Linked DNA regions of Homo sapiens: regions 2 and 3 are each linked to region 1. A link is a loop called in an ENCODE intact Hi-C map of the cell type or tissue named here. Cell type or tissue: sigmoid colon. All regions are shown on one strand. Each heading gives the region's core, and the rest is flanking DNA. Links, peaks and the distances in the headings are about the cores only.

Evidence for each region. A loop is a pair of places that touch in the nucleus more often than their neighbours do. Peaks named below come from ENCODE experiments on the same cell type or tissue, not always from the same donor. Only the 100,000 strongest peaks of a DNase experiment are listed, where the experiment ranks them.
Region 2: it touches region 1 in a loop (3-fold over the local background); 2 of 110 quality-filtered maps call a loop at or near these places.
Region 3: it touches region 1 in a loop (4-fold over the local background); 12 of 110 quality-filtered maps call a loop at or near these places.

The regions. Positions count from the first base shown.
Region 1 is chr15:99,211,334-99,215,030 of GRCh38, forward strand. The region is part of intron 8 of TTC23 (tetratricopeptide repeat domain 23); the gene reads right to left. Among named protein-coding and RNA genes, the nearest start is that of TTC23, 36 kb to the right of the region's middle. RefSeq lists a silencer at 657-857 and an enhancer at 2,937-3,437. In sigmoid colon, for the core only: a CTCF peak has its summit at 2,058 (motif pointing left); DNase peaks (open chromatin) are centred at 1,278 and 2,068.
Region 2 is chr15:98,945,171-98,948,867 of GRCh38, forward strand. It overlaps IGF1R (insulin like growth factor 1 receptor), which reads left to right. Exons shown (of 21, transcript NM_000875.5): 20 at 3,404-3,538. Among named protein-coding and RNA genes, the nearest start is that of PGPEP1L, 61 kb to the right of the region's middle. In sigmoid colon, for the core only: no CTCF peak of the experiment used is centred there; a DNase peak (open chromatin) is centred at 1,621; H3K27ac peaks cover 177 bases.
Region 3 is chr15:99,122,230-99,125,926 of GRCh38, forward strand. All of the region lies in intron 2 of SYNM (synemin), which reads left to right. Among named protein-coding and RNA genes, the nearest start is that of TTC23-AS1, 15 kb to the right of the region's middle. In sigmoid colon, for the core only: no CTCF peak of the experiment used is centred there; DNase peaks (open chromatin) are centred at 973, 1,592, 2,612 and 3,032; H3K4me3 peaks cover 2,302 bases; H3K27ac peaks cover 1,029 bases.

The sequences.
Region 1 (3,697 bases), core at 599-3,098:
CACTGCACTCCAGCCTGGGTGACAGAGAGTCTCAAAGACAAAAAACAAACAAACAAAAAAAAAGAAGAAGTAAGTATATACAATTGTCTGATTTTAGCTTAGATGATTCATGAGAGCAAAGAAAACAAAATGTAGCCTTCCCAAGGCACAGGGAAAAAATGCAGAAAAAAATTGCACACCAAGGGCAGTCTTGAAGTACAAAACCTTAATATGTGATATAAGTACCTGATTTAAAATCACCTCTGGGATGAAACAGCAGAAAGGAAAATGTTCAATTAGATCATAATGATAATTATATTGCCCTTTTCTTTCTTGCTTTCTTGCTTCTGAGGGTCTCCCATGCACCTAGATGCTTTAAAGTAATATCTTTTTAATCTTCACAGCAACCCCTGGAGGTCTTATTATTTTCACTTCAACAGGAGAGGAGAGTGAGGCTCCCAGGAAGCACAAGATCTACCCAAGTTCTACAGCTGGGAAGTTTGAACAAACACTGATTTGAACCCAGGGCTTCTGACTCCAAAGACTACATTTTTTTGTTTTTAATAGAGATGGGGATTCACCATGTTGACCAGGCTGGTCTTGAACTCCGGGCCTCAAGCGATCCTCCCATCTCAGCCTCCCAGTGTTGGGATTACAGGCATGAGCCATCATGCCGGCCCAGAGCCTACATTGTTAATGACACCATGGCACACTGCTTAGAAATACTTGGGAGGCGTCTTGTTGATGCTCTGAGGAAATAAAAGTGTTTACTCATTCCTGAGTTAGTTCAGCACAGTCATGCCAGGCAAAGTGTTCGCTGGACATGCTGTGGGAGACTTCAAGGACATGTCAAGCAGTCAGAGAGAGCTGGGGGAAAATCACATGTTCTGGAGCAATAGTCTCAATAGGTCATCATCATGCTGCATAGAAAGATAATTTAAAGAGGGATGTGTGTGTGTGTGTGTGTGTGTGTGTGTGTGCATGCATGTGCAATGGCATATGCCTGTATATACAAAGACAACTATTTCTCTCTGGGCATCTATCAATAACCAGGATAGAAAATAATTCTTAACACTGGGGATAAATTTGCCCCTTTTTGTAAGTGACTTTCTTTACCAGATTTAAAGAAATATAACTGTGCACATAAGAATACATGATTTGGATTCACTCTCCAAAGTTAACAAACCATTACTGTACGAAGTAGCACCGGAACAGAGGAGAGGAAGAAGGAGAGAAGTTTCAGGCCATAGTCAGGGATGGGAGGCATGGAGCATGAGTCACCCCGCGGCACTTATCTGTCAGCCCAGGGAGAAAGGCACTGGGCTGTTGCGATGGGCACCATAAAAGGACAGGCAGGGCAGGAAGATGATACACTAAAAGATATCCTTTTAAGAGGGACATAGGACTGAGTGCAGTGGTTCATGCCTGTAATTCTAACACTTTGGGAGGCCGAGACAGGAGGATCGCTTGAGCCCAGCCTGGGCAATATAGTAGTAAGACCCTGTCTCTACAAAAAAATAAAATTAGCTGGGTGCAGTGGCACGTGCCTGTAGTCCCAGCTAGTCAAGAGGCTGAGAGGGGAGGACTGCTTGAGCCCAGGAGGTCAAGGCTGCCGTGAGCTGTCACTGTGAAACTGTACTCCAGCCAGAGCAACAGAGTAAGACCCTATCTCAAAAAAAAAAAAAAAAAAAAAAGGGGGGGACATAAATCCAATGAGCGCTGCCTGAGAAATTATCTTGGCCTTCCACTTCCAAGACCTGGCAAAAGAAAAGGCCCTCATGGTTCAAGCTTACCTACAGAAGTGCATAAATCCAAAACACCTTGTTAATTTCTAAAGCAGATAAATTTGGACAAAATACATTTCAATAAGGAAATGAAGCAAAGTAATTGAATGAAAATTATACAGTTTAAACATGCACATTGTGGTGATTATATCAGGGTGAAGAATTAGGATGAAAAGAAGTAGCAAAGTTTGAAACAACTTGGCTAAACACAAAAGTAACTTTGTAGAATAGTCTGGAATATTAACTTAAATTCTTGTTGGCTATTCAGCCTAGATGTGTACAGGGCCCGCCATCTGCTGGCAAGGCTTGGTGTTGCTAATTTGGAAAGCACTCAGAGGAGGTGCCAGAGGATCATTTACTCTTTTTTATAGCAACACTGCTCAATGTTAAATACTGATATATTAGGTCTCAACAGATGCAACAAATATTATATCTTGGAGCTCTGAATTGTGTATTTCCTATCTTATAAGACAGAATACCTAATTTCTGGCAGGAAGGGATTCTGGACTGGTAAAGCCTTCCCAGTCACTAACAACCTTCTTCCTCCTCCAGTTATATAAATGGAATTGTACAGTATGATTCTTTTGCATCTGGCTTCTTTCACTACACATTGTGAGAGCCATTCATGCTGTTAAGCATAGGAGTAGTTTTAATCATTTTATTTATATTAACATCACATTTTTTCTGTTTTACTTTTGGTGAACATTTAGGCTGTTTCCAACTCTTGGCTATTACAAATAATGTAGCTTTGAATATTCTTGGCTATGTCTTTTGGTGAAAACATGCATGCATTTCTATTGGGTGTATAATTTAGTAGTGATACTGCTGGGTCAAAAGGTATGCAAATGTTTAAATTTAGGAGACAATGCCAAATAGTTTTCTAAAGTAGTTACACCAAATATATTTGAAACAATGGTATATGAGAGAGCATATCAGAGAATCACATCCTTCCAAATGTTTGCTATTAGTAGTCTTAAAATTTTTTTAGCCATTCTAGTGGGAATGTAAGAGTATCTTATTTATTTATTTATTTAAAGAGACAGAGTTTTGCTTTGTCATCCAGGCTGGAGTGCAGTGGTGTTGCACAGCTCACTGCAAACTCAAATTCCTGGGCTCAAGAGATCCTCCCGGCCGGGTGCGGTGGCTCACGCCTGTAATCCCAGCACTTTGGGAGGCCGAGGTGGGCACATCACAAGGTCAAGAGATCGAGACCATCCTGGCTAACACGGTGAAACACCGTCTCTACTAAAAAATACAAAAAATTAGCCAGGCGTGGTGGTGGGTGCCTGTAGTCCCCACTACTCGGGAGCTGAGGCAGGAGAATGGCGTGAACCCGGGAAGGTAGAACTTGCAGTGAGCCGAGATCGCGCCATTGCACTCCAGCCTGGGTGACAGAGTGAGACTGCATCTCAAAAAAAAAAAAAAAAAAAGAGATCCTCCCACCTCAGTCTCCTGAGTAGCTAGGACTATAGGTGAGCACCACCACACTTGGATAAATTAAAAAATATTTTTGTAGAGATGGGGGTCTCCCCATCTTGCCTAGGCTGGTCTTGAGCTCCAGGGCTCAAGCTATTCTTCCACCTCAGCCTCTCAAAGCGCTGGGATTACAGGTGTGAGCCACCACACCCAGCCATATCTTATGATTCTAGTTTTCATTTTCTGATAACTGATAAGGTGGAACACCTTTTGATAGGTTTATTTGCTATGCGGGTGTTCTTTTTTTGGGAAAAGTTTCCTGCCCATCTTTCTTTTCTCCTTTTTTTTTTTTTTTTTTTTGAGATGGAGTTTCTCTCTTGTTGCCCAGGCTGGAGTGCAATGGCGCGATCTTGGCTCACAGCAACCTCTGCCTCTCGGGTTCAAGCAATTCTCCTGCCTCAGCCTCCCGAGTAGCTGGGATTACAGGTGCCCACCATCAGGCCCAGCTAATTTTTGTA
Region 2 (3,697 bases), core at 544-3,043, 270 kb before region 1:
GCTTCTTCCCGAGCATCTGGATCACCCAACACATAATCTTTATTTTTTATTAAGAAGCTTTCCAAATAGTCACAAATAGCCAAGGTTATTTGCTTCTTTCATGACTAATTACCATCTGTGGGGAATGTGGATTTCTCTGTAGGTTTTAATTTGCTGGTGAGTGGGCCATTGCTACCATCCCCTCCTGGTGTGGGGAAGTATAGTTACTGAATGCTGCCTCCAGCCAGCACGGGCATTGCAGGGGGACTCACAGCCGCCGGTCTTCCCCCTGGGGAAACAACGTCAAGGTTCCTAATTAGAAAGGGCTTTACACAGAGACATGTATCTACTGTTTGAAGATTAAATCTGTCCATGAAATGGAAGACTTGATTTTATATGAAGTCATGAAGAGCCAACACCACATAGTAAAATACCGGCTTTGAAAAACACAGAGGTGTTGCATATTTCTCGGTGCTTCTGACTGGCTGTGTGGCCTTGGTTAAACCTCAGAGCTTCTCTGGCCTTCGGTTGCTCCATCTGTAAGGCAAGGTCTGTCTCGAGAAGTCTGCGGTACCTGAATAGATGTTGAAATGGCTCCTGTGGCAACTGGTATTGTGTAGAGATGGTTCAGTGTCCACACCTTGCAGTTGTCACATTAAGCTGTGAAGGACGACTGACTCTAGCACTCAGTGGTCCTCAGTGGCAGGTGATGTTGACCTCAGACAAGAGTTGCTCAGGAGATAGGCTTTGCAGTTCACCTCGACAAGCGTTTGTGGAGAGCTAGGTCTGCTACCTCCTGTATCGTTGCCTGTGGGTGATGGTAAGGCTCTTGGGGGTGTGGAAGATGCGGGGATGATGATGATGACGATGATGACGATGACGACGATGACAGCGTCGTCGTCGTCCTGGTCCTGGAAGGATAAAGTCTTGTGGAGAAGAGGAGGCAATTCTGACAGTTTGGGGTTGCATCATCTTCTTCACAGAAGAGATGAAGTTGTGTAGGCACCCTAAGTATGGATTGTCACAAAAAGAGCACTAGGAAGCGGGGCGGGGCGGGGCAGGGGTGGGGGGTTCCTGGCAGTGGGAATGCTGGGCAGGCATGGCAGTAGGGAGCACCTGCTGCAGGTGGGGTTGGTGAGGTTTCCTCGTGGGACTTAGGCTGCAGAGAGATCAAGACAGGCCTCAGCTGTTGTATTAGGCATCCTGGACTAATTCTTTAAGCCCTGTTAAGGTTTCTGAACCAGAGGGTGATTAGAGCTGTGCTTGAAGTTCTTGTTAGCCGGAGTATACAGCTGCATTGAGCAAGATGTTGTAACCAAAGGAGAGGTGGTGGTGGGCCAGGCAAGCAGGATCCTGCACACTCAGGGAGCTCTGAGGGACGGAAGGAGGGTGCCAGACCTTGGACAGATGTGAGCCTGGGTGGACAGTTCGCAGTGGGACTCCGAGGAGGCCAAGGGCATGGGTGACAGCAGGCAGACTGCTCGGGTGGAATGGGCATCAGCTGCAGGGAAGCCGGGGGAAGAACAGGGCACAAATCGGAGTTCAGTGTGAGACGCAGTGAGTTTGTGGGTAGCCCAGTAACTGGGAACTTGGAATGGAGCAGTTGGGCCGGGAGGGCCAGGGTGGGAGCCGTGCCGTGAGAACTGGCTGCCTGCAAGCCGCTGACACAGCCAGGAAGGGCACGTGGGGCAAGAGGAGAAGTGGGTCTGGGAGGGAGCCACATCCTCAGGCCATTTCCCAGACCAGCCTGCAGTCAGCAAAAGCAGAGAGCTAGTCATTTCTTCTTATTTTATTTTTAATTTTTTGTTGTTGGAGAGCTAGTCATTTCTTGTACCAAGCTGCATTTCAGATGTGTGGGTACTACTGCCACTGGCATCTGAGGCATGCTGCCTGTATGGCTGGGCTGGTTGTGGAAGGCAGAGCTTCCCGCACAAAGCTGATGGAGAGCCCCTTCTCCCCTGGGCCCAGGCCTCTCTAAACTGCACTTTTGGCCTCTGGGTGTCTTGTACAACATGAAGACGACAGCATTTCTTGGTCACTTGTAATTAAAAAGGACCTTGGGTTGGTCTGTCCTCTGATTGCTAAGATTCTATTTCTGTCTAACATCTACTTTTAGTATCAATTTGTACAAAAATCTTTGATTCACCGAAAGTAGCTGAAGCAGCGAATAAAACGTTCTCATACAGTCAGGAGCACTGTGGGCTTGGGCACAAGGTCAAGGTCCCAAGAGCTCTTGGTTGGAAATCTCCTGCCCCAGGTTTTTCCATGTGGCTTGACCAGCACCTGCAGCCCAGGACAGGTCCAGCTAGAATCCCTGCTCCCCACCCTGCTCCCGCCCCTACTTGGTGATGAGTAGCCTATTTTACTCCACCAAAGTGAACCACATGGAAAGGCACACAGGTCAGGGAGAATTTGTGAATTACGGAATTTGCCCTGGGAGGGCACATTTGTTTTGCAGATTCCAGCATTGTCTTTTTTAACATTCTGTCTGAAAGTTGTGTGTGTACTCTCTGTTTTGTTTTCCAGTGGTTTGATCTTCTAAACTGGCAAAGCTGCATGCATATGGCAGAATTGCTCACTACAAAGTTATTCCTCAGCCAACTTCTCTGCTTAAGGATTCTTTGTCCATGATACCCCCTCCCAGCCAGTGCAGCCCACCCTGGTCCCCCCACCTGTGACACAGAGGCCCTGCAGGCCAGCAGCTCCCCAGCTCTGTTGTGGGTGGGGGAGCAGCAGGAGTTCTCTTCTCCCTTGGCCCAACTGGACCTCAAGATCCCTATAGATCTTCTAAACATTCCAGGTCCCAGGCCCTCACCCCAGACCAATCAAATCAGAGTTTCTATTGGGTGCCCAGCCCTCTGTTTAAAAACCTCCCCAGGAGATTCTCCTGTGCAGCCGGCAGTGAGAACCACCTGGGTAGAGGTTTCCAAAATTGTCTGATTGTAAAAATCACCTGAGGAGCTTGGTAAAGCTTGACTGTCCCAGGCCTCATTTGAGGCTACTAAGTCAATGTCCAGGCTGGGGCTTGGACAAGAATGTCATTCTTTTTGGGTCAAAGCCAGGTTAGGTGATACCGCCTTGCCAGATAAATGGCCGGGACTAGGTAGATGCTGAACCCAGTATGCTCTGCGTTCAAAGCACAGATCAGGGGCTTCCTGACCGTGCAAGGGATGCCGGAAGCGCCCTCACCACCTTCCTTAGCTCCACCACCGGGGCTGAATTTAGTTTACGGGGAACATTAGCAGCAACAGAGGGAGGATGATATCCCGCACTTAGCCCAGGGCCTGGCTCGCTGTCTGACAAGCACTGTCACCATAGTAAGGACAGTTTATCTGCTCGGGATGTAAGAAGTGCTGGAAAGGAGGGGGCAGCATTGTTCAGTCCATCCCTTTCCAAGCTCCTCACAGTTTTTTTCTCCCTGTAGGTCCTTCGGGGTCGTCCTCTGGGAGATCGCCACACTGGCCGAGCAGCCCTACCAGGGCTTGTCCAACGAGCAAGTCCTTCGCTTCGTCATGGAGGGCGGCCTTCTGGACAAGCCAGACAACTGTCCTGACATGCTGTACGTACTTCCTGGGCCCTCCGTGCTCTTCTGAGTTCTCTTCTCAAATACCTGTTTTCTTGGGTCACAGGAGATTAGGAGATTAAAGCCATTCTCTCTGGTCCTGCGCCTCCCTTGCCAGGCGTGGCTAAGAGGTTTGTCCTTGTGGAAGGAGCTGAG
Region 3 (3,697 bases), core at 544-3,043, 89 kb before region 1:
TGGAGAAAAATATGATGTCTCTGGTCTCCATGTAGACTGCTAATGTAGCAACACAGAGGACTCCTAATGTTTACATCTCATCATTCTAGTGATATTTCTGATTGCTCCATTATTTTTTAGGCCACCTGTACCTTTTCACGTGTCTATTCAAAGGAAAACGTTTCTTAGGGGTTTCCTCAAGGTTTTGCAGAAGTACATTTTGTTTTTTTAAGTTAGTTCCCACCTTTTTTTGGAAGACTTATAAAAATGTGTGAACACTGAGACTTATCTAGTTACTAGATAAAATACTTGAAGTGAATAAAAATCTTGTAGTTGTAAGAATAGAGTTGGGCATGGTGGCTCACGCCTGTAATCCTAGCACTTTGGGAGGCTGAGGCAGGTGGATCGTTTGAGCCCAGGAGTTGGAGACCAGCCTGGGCAACATGGTGAAACCCCATCTCTACAAACGATACAAAAACAACTATTTGGGTGTGGTGGCACGTGCCTGTAGTCCCAGCTACTTGGGAGGCTGAGGTGGGAGGATCACCTAAGCCCAGGAGGCAGAGATTGCCGTGAGCTGAGATGGCACCACTGCACTCCAGCCTGGGCGACAGAGCAAGATCCTGTCTCTACATAAATAAATAAATAGAATATATAATTGAAAGGATCGACCAGTACCTTTGGTTGCTGGTCAAATAAATGAGTTAACATTCAGTTAACTATAAAATACAGATGGTCCACAGTCCCTTCCCTTGTTGACTCATTTTAGTTAGCTGGAAATCAGTTTTCTTTGGAGGATGTAGAAGGAGGTGGGGACGACGTGATCGCTGATGTTTAGTGAGCTCTTACTCTGTGACAGCCATGGTTCTGAGAACTTTCTGCTTCTTGATTAATTCCTACTGCAAACCTGTGAGTTCTCTCCATTTCAGAAATAGGGAAACTGAGTCACAGTGGGTTTGAGCGGCCTGCCAGGGTCACAGAACTAGGAAGTGGCAGGTCTCAGATCTGAATCCAGACATCCTGACTCCAGAACTTTGTCCTGCGCTTGCTTCCTCTCTGTTTTATGAGTGATGTTTGTCTCTGTTGATTATCTGGTTTTTTTTTTTTTCAGTCTCTAGTATTGACCTAGAGATGGCTCTGGGATGTGGTTGAATACTGACCCCAGAAGCGATGCCCGGAAATGGCCCAGCACTGCCACGTTACCTCCTGTTATCCTTCCTGTGAAGCCGGTGGTCTCACCTTTCCCGTTCAGGTGGCGTTGCTGGTCATGGGAATGGAACTCCCCTCTGCCCCCTCCCTTCTGTTCCCTGGTCTTCCCGGTGACTGACCAGCCACGGGCCCGCATCTGGGGTGACCCAGGCAGTGCGTCCACTCTGTGTGGAGCTTGGCTTCCTCTGTCGCAGTGAGGAGTCGAGGGAGGCGGCTCTGCGGCTCCTTCTCCAGCTCCGGAGCCTCCCTTTCTTCTCTGCACTTCTCCACCTGCTGTTTGCTAGGAAGCACCCCGTGAATCACCCACAGGCCCCGGCCCCGGCCCCAGCAGGCTCCCGCACAGACACGGCTTCTGGGAACATCCTGACAGTGCCTCATTTATGGGGCTGCACAGAGCAGTGGCCTTGTGCCCACGGTGCTGAGTCACGGCGGATTGTTCAGCAATTCCATTAGGATAATCTATCCCAGACAGAGAGCCTTGCCTTGGAGCCTGCTCAGGACGCCGGGTGGCCCATTAGGGCCTGGCGCCTGGCCAGAGGCCACATGACAGCCGGCTTCTGCACTGTGGGTTTGTCCTGGGCTCCTTAATGAGGCCAGGGACTTGAGTTTTCTTGCACTTTTGCTTATTTTCCTGCATAAGGGGCCACCAACCTGTGGAGCTGTGTGAAATGCCCACAATAGCCCATGACTCAGGGGATTGGCATTTCTCACAGTCCCCGAGGCTTGGGGGCAGATTTCCTCCACCGCTCTCAAAATAACCAGGTTTGATTGCAGCCTCAGAGAACATGCTACCCATTTCTTAAAGTGGTACGAACCTATTCCTTAAAAATGTCCCTTGCAGAGCTTTAGAGGAAGTCGTGGTTTCTGGCTTCTCCTCAGAGTCTTGTTGATGCTTTCGCCGTGTAGTCCTGGGGCTGTGCGGAAGGAGGGTGGCTGCCATTGGGCTGGATGTGCTACCCAAAGCATGAACTCAATGGCCAGTGCCCAGCCGGGTGCTCACAGATAGTAAAGGTGACATGTGTCGCTGCCTGCTAGGATCCGGCCATTGAGAAGGGACACAGATGAGGGATAGCTCCTTCTCCAGCAGGAGCTTCTTACTTATAGGAGAGCTCTGCAGGGCCATTTTGGATGAAATCACCAAGAGAATTTATTTTCATTAATATGGCCCGGAGGGTCTATCTGTAGGATTTGTGCTTTCTGAAATTTGTGTGCAATACCATGGTCTCTGGCCTCACTGGGAGGCCTAGTGGTATCGCAGGGGAGGGGGCTGAGAGCTCAGGCTGCCTGGGTTTGCATTTTTCTCTTTACTGGTGAGCCGTATGCCCTTGACCAAGACGCTGTCTCTGCACCCCAGTCTTCTCACCTCTAGAGCGAGGATGCAGCCACAGGCCCTGTGTTGGGGGTGGCTTCGACGGTGTAAGTACATGAGTGACCACAATGCCTGGTGCTCAGTGTCAGCCAGGGATGGTAAAGGCCTAGAAAGGGGAAGCTGTGGGGCTGTATCTTGTCCCCTGAACCCAGCCAGAAGCCCCACGCAGGGCTGGTGCCTGTTTCGTGTGGGTCCTGAACTCTATGAAGGTTTGGTGATGCTTTGGAATTCTGGAAGAGGAGCAGATGCATTCCCTTTGGAGGGTGGGGAAGACGTATTTTTCCCTGGACAGCAACATACCTTCCGTTCTAACTTGGGCAGCTCAAGGGAGAGGCCCCGTGGTACCCGAGGTTCACAGCTGAGCCAGGCCGGGAGGATCTGAACTAGAACCTAGTCTTTCTCCCCACGCCCTGCCCTGGCTCCTCAGCTGCAGGACGCCACCCCTTCTGCTGCCGTCATCCTGGGGTGCAGAGCCTTGGGGCCTGGCTTTTACCCCGAATGTTCCTCTGATTATATAGACCTCAGAACTTTCTCAGCAGTGAAAGCTGTTTGCGTTCCTGGAACCTACAATGCTTGGTCATGAGGGCGTGGGATTAATGGGTTGGTGTCCTGTTTCCTGGCCTCTGCCCTGAGCGAAGGGCTGGGGCTCTGGACTCGGGCCTCTGCACATGCCCCGTCCACACACAAGCATCCCGCAGTCACTGCGCCGGGGCAGGCCCGCTGTGTGCGCCTTCGCGAGAGTGCCTCATGCCTCCTTTGCTTTCTTCCAGCTGCTCACAGGGCTCTCGTGTTCATGGGGCTCACCATGTTTCAACAGATGGAAATACAACTCAGTGCAGTTTGTCCAAGCTGCCAAGTCCCTGCTCGGGTGTGGGCACCCTGCTCCGTTTTTGTGCCCAGCTCTCAGCCATAAGATTGGCATTTCTCAGTGGGCTCTTGTTCTGGATGCCTTTTGCCGTGTGCAGTGTATTTCTTGGAACCGGAGTTAGTGACTTCACATGTTGCTCTAGCAACTGAGAAACTGTTGCACCCAGAGCTGCCAGCAGCCCAAGGGGTCTTCGCGAGTGACTGGCTGACAGGCATCCCGGTGCTAAGCCCCTCGCCAGCAGGCTGGGTCTGCTGGGACCACTCTCCTCAGCT